Linked DNA regions of Homo sapiens: regions 1 and 3 are each linked to region 2. Evidence: chromatin contacts called from ENCODE Hi-C or POLR2A ChIA-PET data. All regions are on one chromosome and are shown on one strand. The core of a region is the stretch at or near the end of the contact, and the rest is flanking DNA. Distances in the headings are between cores, read along the strand shown. Region 1 has its middle 150 kb from the start of PIK3R1. Region 2 overlaps LOC105379013 (a long non-coding RNA gene). Region 3 overlaps PIK3R1 (phosphoinositide-3-kinase regulatory subunit 1).

Region 1 (2,700 bases), core at 189-2,688, 340 kb after region 2:
GTTCTAAAAGATTGTGTGAGTGGGTCAGTTTCTAACCTGGTTTTACGAGGCCTCAACTGAAGGATGAGCTGTCTTGGAAACTGTCAGGTCTGACTTGTCAGAAAGGTGGGCCAGACTGAGATGTCTTTGAGCGTCCCAGGTACAAAATTCTCTGGCAATTCAGCATAACCTCCAGGTCTGCTATTTCCTCTTGCATTGATCAGATTACATGGGCAAATGTGCCATTTTTGAAAGGCCCCAAACCCTGAATTGTCCTATAAAGTATCCCATTCTAAAAGATGTCTAACATTATGAGATTCTCAGCCTTTTGGCATTTGTTGGGGAAAGATATCTCATGTTTCTCTAGCTTTTAATTCGTTTGCCTCCCCTCCCCCCAGGTAAAGAAGGCCTAATTCATCCTGATGGCAGAGCTCCTTCCTCCTTCCCAGGGCATAACTCAAGGGTTTCTAAAATGGCATTTCTAAGGCGAAGAGGAATCTCCCTCCAGGGACATTAATGTCATCACAGATGCTGTGGCAGTAGTAGAGATAGGTAGGGGTCAGCCTTGGAGGGTCAGCAAAAAGGAAATTTAATGAGATCCTACTGGAAATCAAGGGTCATGATATCATCAGTGCTAAGGGCATGACATAGCTGAAGCAAGCTCTCAAATGGAGCAGGGTTCCCAGACACAGGGACAGACTTCTCTGGCAGAAACAGATATCAGCTGGCAATCAAGCAAGAGAAATGCTGCTGGGTAGGTGAGTTCATTCTATGCTTGGACCTCACATTATGGTGCAATTACTCTGCAAGATTATTACCTTGTCCATTAACGGTGTCCGTATGTGAGGACAGCTGCCTCTTTCTCCACTGAGGACCAATGGAAAGATGAGCCTTGACCAGCTCTGGAGGCAAAGGGGGTTCAGAAGCTCAGAGAGTCCGCTCAGCCCTGACTGATATCAGAAGTTATGAACTCCTCCTTTAAAAAGAAGGGAGCCCTAAATGAAAAATGGTGTAGCCACTTTGGAAACATTGTGGGGGCTCCTCAAAGAATTCAAAGAGAAGTATGTGATCCAGCGATCCCACATTTTATACACCCAGAAGAATTAAAAGCAGGATCTTGAGAAGACATCTGCACTCCCATGTTCCCATGTTCACAGCAGCATTATGTACAGTAGACAAGAGGCAAAAGGCACTCATTCATCAACAGATGAATGGATAAACCAAATGCAGAATGTGCATACAATGGAATATTATCAAGCTTTAAAAAGGAAGGAAATTCTGACAAATGTTACAACACGGATAAGCCTTGAAAACATTACGCTAAATGAAAGAAGCCAGTCGCCAAAAGACAAATACTGTATGAGTCTACTTATACGAGGTACCTAGAATAGTCCAATTCGTAGAAACAGAAAGTAGAATGGTGGTTGACAGGGACTGGGGGGAGGGGAAAGTGGGGAGTTGTTTAACGTATATGTAGTTTCAGTTTTGAAAAATAAAAAAGTTCTAAAAATGGGATGTTCTAAAAATGGGATGTTCAACAATGTGATTGTCTTTAACAGTACTGAACTGTACACTTAAAAATAGGGAAGACAGTACCTTTTGCTATGTGTGTGTCTTTTTTACCATAATCAGACATTTAAAAAATTACAAAAAATTGATTTTTTAAAGATAGGAGACCTTAACAGTGATAAAACAAACAAACAACAGCAATAAACCCTTGTCTTAACAACTTTATGAGGTCAGCTTTCCTTTCATTTTCCTGGTAGAGAAGACTTTTAGGAACATCAGCACAGGAGAAGGATTCCTTGGAGGGCCTGCTCTAAAGGCTGGTGAGTCTATTTAGTCAGGTTATTCTGGAAGCCAGCCAACATACAAAAAATACAACAGTTAAGATATAAATGCTCTGTTATGCTTCTCTCTCTCAAAAAAAAAAAAAAAAAAAAAAAGAATGAATGACTAAATAAATAAAAGGTGATTCAAAATTCTCTGGCCTGTTTCCAGGATCAAGCCTGGGGAGCCGCATTAGAGTGCCCACCCTGAGTGGTACTCCACACCTACACACTTCTCTGTTCTGCTGGTGCTGCCCAGGAGACCTGGGAAACTTGGCATGTGAATGGACAGTGATGGATAAATGAATCAATCTTTCTATTTTGCTTTGAAAGTACACCTCCAGCTTCCTCCTCTCTAGGGTGCCAGCCCTGCCCCCTCAGGCTGTGTTAGACCCTGCTATGTGCACCTATATTGTTCTCTGCATCTGCATACTCGTATCTCAGCATTTCTTGTGTTATAGTGTAATGACTTGGTACATCTCTCTCACCCACAGGTCTGTGAGATCCTTAAGAGCAAAGGGTTTCTGACCACTGCCATAATGCCTAGAATATGGCTGACAATAAGTAAACATCATATAATGACATCAGTGACTGGTTTTGCATTCTCAAGATGGGAATGCCCTTTTTGGACAACTAGATATGCACATGGAATAGTCCAGGTCATTTTCTGGCTCCGGTGGTGTGCTCGTGCTCAGAGCTTCTTCGAGTTCTACCTTCACCTTCCATGACTTGCCTCCTTTCTCCAATTATTCATCCCTTCCCTAAGTATGTGCCTGTGGTTTCTGTTTGATTTGTTTGGGTTTTACATGTCCTTATTAGTCATGTGTGGGTGTCCCTGTGCTGCTATTATCTTCTGAACTTCTCAAGGACAAAGTATCCAACACATTCTTTG
Region 2 (2,730 bases), core at 114-2,613:
GGGCTCTAATTCAATGTGACTGTTGTCCTCAAAATAAAAGGAAATTAAGACAGACACATATAGACGGAAGACCATGTGAAGACACAGGGAGAAGAAAACCATCTACAAGCCAAGGAAGGAGGCCTCAGAAATAAGCTACACTGCCGAACTTCTAAGCCTCCAGAAGTGAGAAAGTAAATTTTTGTTGTTTAAGCCGCCAAGTAGGTGGTACTTTATTAATGGCAGTCCTAGCAAACTAATGCAGACACCAAGGGAGTCCCAAGGAATTGGAAACTTCTAACTTGGGGCCAGGGTCATTCTATTTAGATCCGGCTACTCTTTTTCTCAAAGGAAAAAGAATGAAGAGGAAACTGGGTGTTTATTTTCTGAACCAGTTACTTTCATTTTTTGCTGAGCCACACCCAAAATGTGATATTAAATATAGAAGTCTGAGAAAAGAGTACAAACTGAATTTTAATAGAAGTCATTTACATATGTGAAAAATCAGCTTAACTAGCTGGGGGAAAGATAAAGTTGGCCATTAAAATAAAGTTGGAACTGATGGCATTCAAATTTTGAATTGTAAACAACCGTATCAAATGTGATTAATTTCTTGAGGTGACTAGCTAGGAAAATCTGAAATTAAACTTCAACACTTATTAACGGGGATTGGTTTGGTCAAGTTACTCTATCTCTTTTTACCTCTGTTTTCCTGTTTGTAAAAAGGGGATGCTTCATGTGGTTGTTGTAATGATTAAATGAGGTAATAATGGATTATTGTATAAAGGTACAATAAACATTAGCTGTTTTATTATTGATGGTAATGTGAAAACATTAAATTGTTTAGACAGTAGCTTGCTGATAAGGAAGAAATACATGGTTTTTCTTGCAGGCAAACTCTGTGGAAAAACTCACATTCACCTTGCAGTGGTTTATACAACGGGTAACAAATGCCGTGGTTGTGATGTGACCTTCTTTTGTAATTACTGTAATGGCTGATATGGTGGTTCTATATTCTCAAGCATCATAACGACAAATAAGCTTACAATGAAATATCCTCATTGCTTACAAGATTGTTAATTAAGGAGATGGTGATACTTGGGTCAGGGTGGGCTGTGTTTAATTGCAGTGTTCTTTATGTGTTCTTTTGAACTGTGAGTGGTTTTCTCTCCTAGGTACCTGTGTATTGTATGTTACAGGAAGTGGGGTATAGTTAGTGACTTATTTTTAGATCTTATTTAACTCTTAGCTCTGCCCTTGTCTGTTATTGCACTTCTAGACACCATAGCTTCCTTGGTTACCATTGCTTCACTAACTCTCTTTACATTTTGTGGTAAACCAATTGATCTTTGAGGCAGAAAAAAAAAACATGCAAAGCTAATGGCTGAGAAATAGATTTCTTTCAAAAACTTTAAAGAAGAGCAGTGACTCAGACCTCAGTGAGCACAACGTTACCCAGGAGCTCTTAAAATAGGAATGTTCTCTCCTCTTGAAGCTGTGGGGATTAGTGCTGTGGGCTTGGGAGTTCCTGAGATGAGGGCCTCTTGGACTTCCCCAGGGCACAGCGTGGGCCCCTGCACTTTCCTGGAGGAGGGTGGGGCTCCTCAGTCCCCATGGACACCCTTCCTGCCACCTGCCGTAGCTGAGCTCCCAGAAGGGAGAGTAGGACAGATTCTGGGGGAGGAGGAGGGAAGAAAGCAGGGTTCCCAAGCAACAAAGCACCATGAAGCCCATGACTGTGCCGTTCCATGTAAGCCCAGGGAAATTTACTTTAGTAGGGAAAAGCTTCCTCTCCTTAGCTCCAGGGTGGTACACAGTCACTCTTCATAAGCCCATCAAATTTTTTTCTGAGGCAGATCCTCCTGGAATGCTATTTTACTTTCTCCAGAAAATTGTTAGAAGTACTAATGGAGTCTAAAATCATAATTTTTTTTTCTTGCTTTCTCTTTCCAGATTGGAAGGCCTTATAAATAAGAGCTCCTTTGGTAGAAATGTTCATGGAGACTTTTGGGCTAATTCCAAACCAGGGTGAAAGTAAGACACATTCTTTCTGAGAGTGCTGACCAGTGGCATATTCATGTTTGAATGGAAATAAACTGAAACATGTTCACTTCATGGGGAAGAGAAACCTGGAAAGCAGGAATGCTAAAGGGGAACTGGGGTGATGGTGGACAGGTAAGGTGAAGCCAGACTGCAATGAGAGAAGGCAGCATGAAAGGCCAGACCTATTTTGGGACCATACCCTGAGTCACAGAGTAACAGAAAGCAGAGGTGACAGCTGGTCTCTCAGTTTCTCAGTGAGCAAGCATCTGGAATATCACTCTGATTTTGTAAAGCTTGAGTTAGGGGCATAGAATCTTAAGGAATTTGGAGAAGGACAAGGAGAGGGGGTAGTCGAAGGGGAGGGGGACTCAGGGAGTCAGATTAGAGGAAAGATTAAAGGATCTAAATATGGATGGCTAATGGGGCTGGCAAGAGTCTACTAGTTCCTGACACCCTACAAAAAAAGACTTATTTATAATAGGAGGTAGTATAATTAGAAGGTAAGAGATGGGAACTGAAAGACTGGATAGCATAAGAAAATGCTCTGGCCAATTGTGTTAGCTTACACAACAGGACTGCCACTTCTCAGGGGTATCTGGTGTGTGTGTGTGTGTGTGTGTGTGTACCCAATTACTTGAGATATTTGAAAAAAGATTTTCAGTAAAATGGCACTGTAAATTTCTCTGGGACAGAGACTGTCATAGCACA
Region 3 (2,700 bases), core at 184-2,683, 440 kb after region 2:
TGGGATTATGTGTTTCCCTACTAGACCGAGGTACGTCAAGGGCAGGGACTGTGGCTGTCACCTGCTCTTCTGGCATCCCTCAGTGTCCAGCACATACAACGTGTTAAATGTTTGTGGATTGAACTAGAAGGCTCAATCCACAAGTGAAGTTAATTCATCAAAGCCCTTTTCCAACACATGAGGTATATCAAAAGAACTTTCATAGTATATGAATAAAATTATCCTATGCAGGTCTTTGGGTAACCTTACCTTATGTCAAATTCTACTAGAGCTAGTGACAAAGTCTGTTCTATTTATCTGACTTCTGCTCTCTAAGAATCCTTTTCTGCATTGAAACTGGCCTAACGTGCTCTTCCATTAGCTATTCCTACCTGTCATGCGATGACTTTTGAAGAGCTACATAATCTTTAGGTCTGGGTTGGAGGTGTTTGCATTCTCTCCTACCTCACTTTTCACTGAGTCTACTCATGACAGGTACCCAGTAAACTCTCCAACCCTTCACTCCTCCCTCCCTCCCCCTGGAATGGAGTCTCCTCTTCCTTAGGTCTCTCCCTAGGTTAGTGGTTCCCAGTGGGAGTGGGATCCTGCCCTCTGCCATGAGCCATCTGGCAATGTCTGGAGACATTTCTGATTGTCACAACTGGGGGAGAATGCTGCTGGCACCTCATGGGTAGAGGTTAGGGATGTGGCTAAGCTTCCCACAATGCACGGGACAAGCTCCCACTCTTCCAGCAAAGAATTATCCAGCCTAAAATGTCAATAGTACCAAGGCTAAGAAAGCCTGAATTAGGTTAAATGAAACCAAAAACTGTCAGGTGAAAATCTGAATCATTAAAACTTGCATGAGACAAAGAAACAATTCATTTTAGGGCAAAATTAAAAAAGAGAAAAAAATCAAGGACTTTTGGAGTCAGAAAAATTAGCCACTAAGGCACTGAAAAATGTGAAAGAAATTATTTACCTGAGGGTCAGCTTTCTTTTCTGGTGAGTTAAAGTTACTAGGACATACATCACAAAGTTAATGTATGGATGAACTAGCATAACAGGTGCTAATAAAAGTGGGCTATTGTCTGCCATGTCTGTCCTTTTCAAAGACTGGTAATTCACAAGGTTAGTTAAAAGCCATAATTTTTTTTTTTAGGTGTAAGTGACTATTTTGGAGCTTCCTCCAGGATATTATACAATGTTTTTATGTATTGAAAAATCTTTGAGTTGGAAACAGATCTGGCAGATCCACTCCCAAGTTTGGACATCATTTATTTATTTATATTTTTTGGGGTGGGGCACAAATTTCACTTTTTTTTAGCACAGACTCCAAATGAAACCAGTTTTCTATGTGTTTTGATCTCACTGGGGAAGGAAACCTGTTGGTCAAAATGTACCATTGACGTGAATCTTGGTTGTTGACTCTATCTCACGAGTGGTGTGAAGAGTTTTTTTTTTTTTTTAAATAACTAAACTGCATCATTTTGTGTTGATCACATTATAAACCTAACCACTATTTCTCAAATAACTTCCACTTCATCGGGCTCTGATGTCTAAACTCTTCCTGTGACTAAACGTGTTCATAATTTGACCAATTTTCTGACCCAAACATGTGTCTTCATTTCAATTGGCTAAGGACAAAATTCAGCGTTTCCTTAAAGCCCTGATAAAGCTGTCAGAAACACCGAAAAACAAGCCTTTTCACCTTGAGTGTTCTGCATGTTAACTTCTAATGACCTGCTCTGTGGGAAGTGCAGGAGGCAGAGCAGCAAAGAGGATATGCTCTGTTCGCATGCAACTGATTTCCATGTACAAAGGAAAAATGGAGTTAAACATTTTTTTAACTTTTGAAACATCTGGTCAGAACATTTCAAGTGTAAGAATTTACTGATACTGATAAAGGTCTAGTCTCCTCCTTTTCTCCAAAAAAACCTCTTTTCTAAAAGTCTCAGAAGTTGCCTCATTTTGAAACTGCCTCATGCTTCAAATTCTCATTTACTGTCATGTGGGCATTCTTTGTACAATTATACCTCTGACGGAGTCCAAAACTGAGTTTCACTCTTTTTGGCTTAAACACCTAATTTCAGTTAAAATGATGTGAGGCAGTATATAATTTTTTTAAGCGTTATGAGGGAATGAAGGATCTTGAAAGATTTATAAGAAGATGACTTGCTGGAATGCTGGCAAGTAAATTGATTTGTAGTTTTTCATCTATGCCAAAGGAGGGAGTGGGTGTTTGGGGTACTAAAGCCCTCTTGGCTAAATTAATTAGTGTTATTTAACAAACTGTCCTCAATTCTTCCCAATTCCACATCCAGTGACATCATGTTGGTTAGCTTGAAATAAGCCCCGGTGGGAATATTCATGCCACAAAAATGGGCAGATGCTACAAACCAGGGCCTTTTTCTTCCTAGAGAGTTGGTTTATCAGCACACCACTGAACATAACAATATCGTGATGTTACTTAATGCACTCAACACAAAAAAAGAAAGAAGGCAAGCCAGAAAGAAAGGGAAACGGAAAAGGAAAATGGAAGGGAAAGGTAATAAAAGAAAAAGGATGTCAGAAGAGACATTTCTTAAGTGACATAGGCTTAAAAATATTTTTTAATTGATTCAGATGAATTAGATGTAGCCAAATTCAGGGTCAAGGAAAGATGGTAGATACACAGAGCGAGAGAAACACCAAGAGGTGGTTTCTCTCCTCTGCAGGACC

The links. Hi-C counts contacts between places; a loop is a spot of excess contacts on that map. ChIA-PET counts read pairs that join two places held with the same protein, here RNA polymerase II (POLR2A). Pooled maps may share reads with other maps.
Region 1: a map of naive thymus-derived CD4-positive, alpha-beta T cell shows a loop between it and region 2 (4-fold over the local background). The contact joins two enhancer-like sites. A Hi-C loop is called at or near these places in 1 of 168 maps with a recorded cell type or tissue (naive thymus-derived CD4-positive, alpha-beta T cell), 3 of 37 single-sample maps with no recorded cell type and 7 of 50 pooled maps. POLR2A ChIA-PET finds 5 or more read pairs at or near these places in 1 of 52 experiments (WTC11).
Region 3: a loop to region 2 is called in a map with no recorded cell type, with 6 times the contacts of the local background. The contact joins two enhancer-like sites. A Hi-C loop is called at or near these places in 5 of 168 maps with a recorded cell type or tissue (CD8-positive, alpha-beta T cell, naive thymus-derived CD4-positive, alpha-beta T cell, prostate gland and 1 more), 21 of 37 single-sample maps with no recorded cell type and 16 of 50 pooled maps. POLR2A ChIA-PET finds 5 or more read pairs at or near these places in 4 of 52 experiments (WTC11, activated CD4-positive, alpha-beta T cell, activated CD4-positive, alpha-beta memory T cell and 1 more).

The regions. Positions count from the first base shown.
Region 1 is chr5:68,368,394-68,371,093 of GRCh38, reverse strand. No RefSeq gene overlaps it. Among named protein-coding and RNA genes, the nearest start is that of PIK3R1, 150 kb to the right of the region's middle. Within about 2 kb of position 1,438, at least 4 of the 41 ENCODE cell types and tissues checked have a DNase peak (open chromatin) inside an H3K27ac peak, as active enhancers do.
Region 2 is chr5:68,710,229-68,712,958 of GRCh38, reverse strand. All of the region lies in intron 2 of LOC105379013 (a long non-coding RNA gene), which reads left to right. Among named protein-coding and RNA genes, the nearest start is that of LINC02198, 320 kb to the left of the region's middle. RefSeq lists an enhancer at 1,106-1,155. Within about 2 kb of position 1,363, at least 8 of the 41 ENCODE cell types and tissues checked have a DNase peak (open chromatin) inside an H3K27ac peak, as active enhancers do; they include CD8-positive, alpha-beta T cell, where a contact is called at or near this core.
Region 3 is chr5:68,274,269-68,276,968 of GRCh38, reverse strand. The region is part of intron 4 of PIK3R1 (phosphoinositide-3-kinase regulatory subunit 1); the gene reads right to left. Among named protein-coding and RNA genes, the nearest start is that of PIK3R1, 60 kb to the right of the region's middle. RefSeq lists an enhancer at 1,758-1,807. Within about 2 kb of position 1,433, at least 5 of the 41 ENCODE cell types and tissues checked have a DNase peak (open chromatin) inside an H3K27ac peak, as active enhancers do; they include CD8-positive, alpha-beta T cell, where a contact is called at or near this core.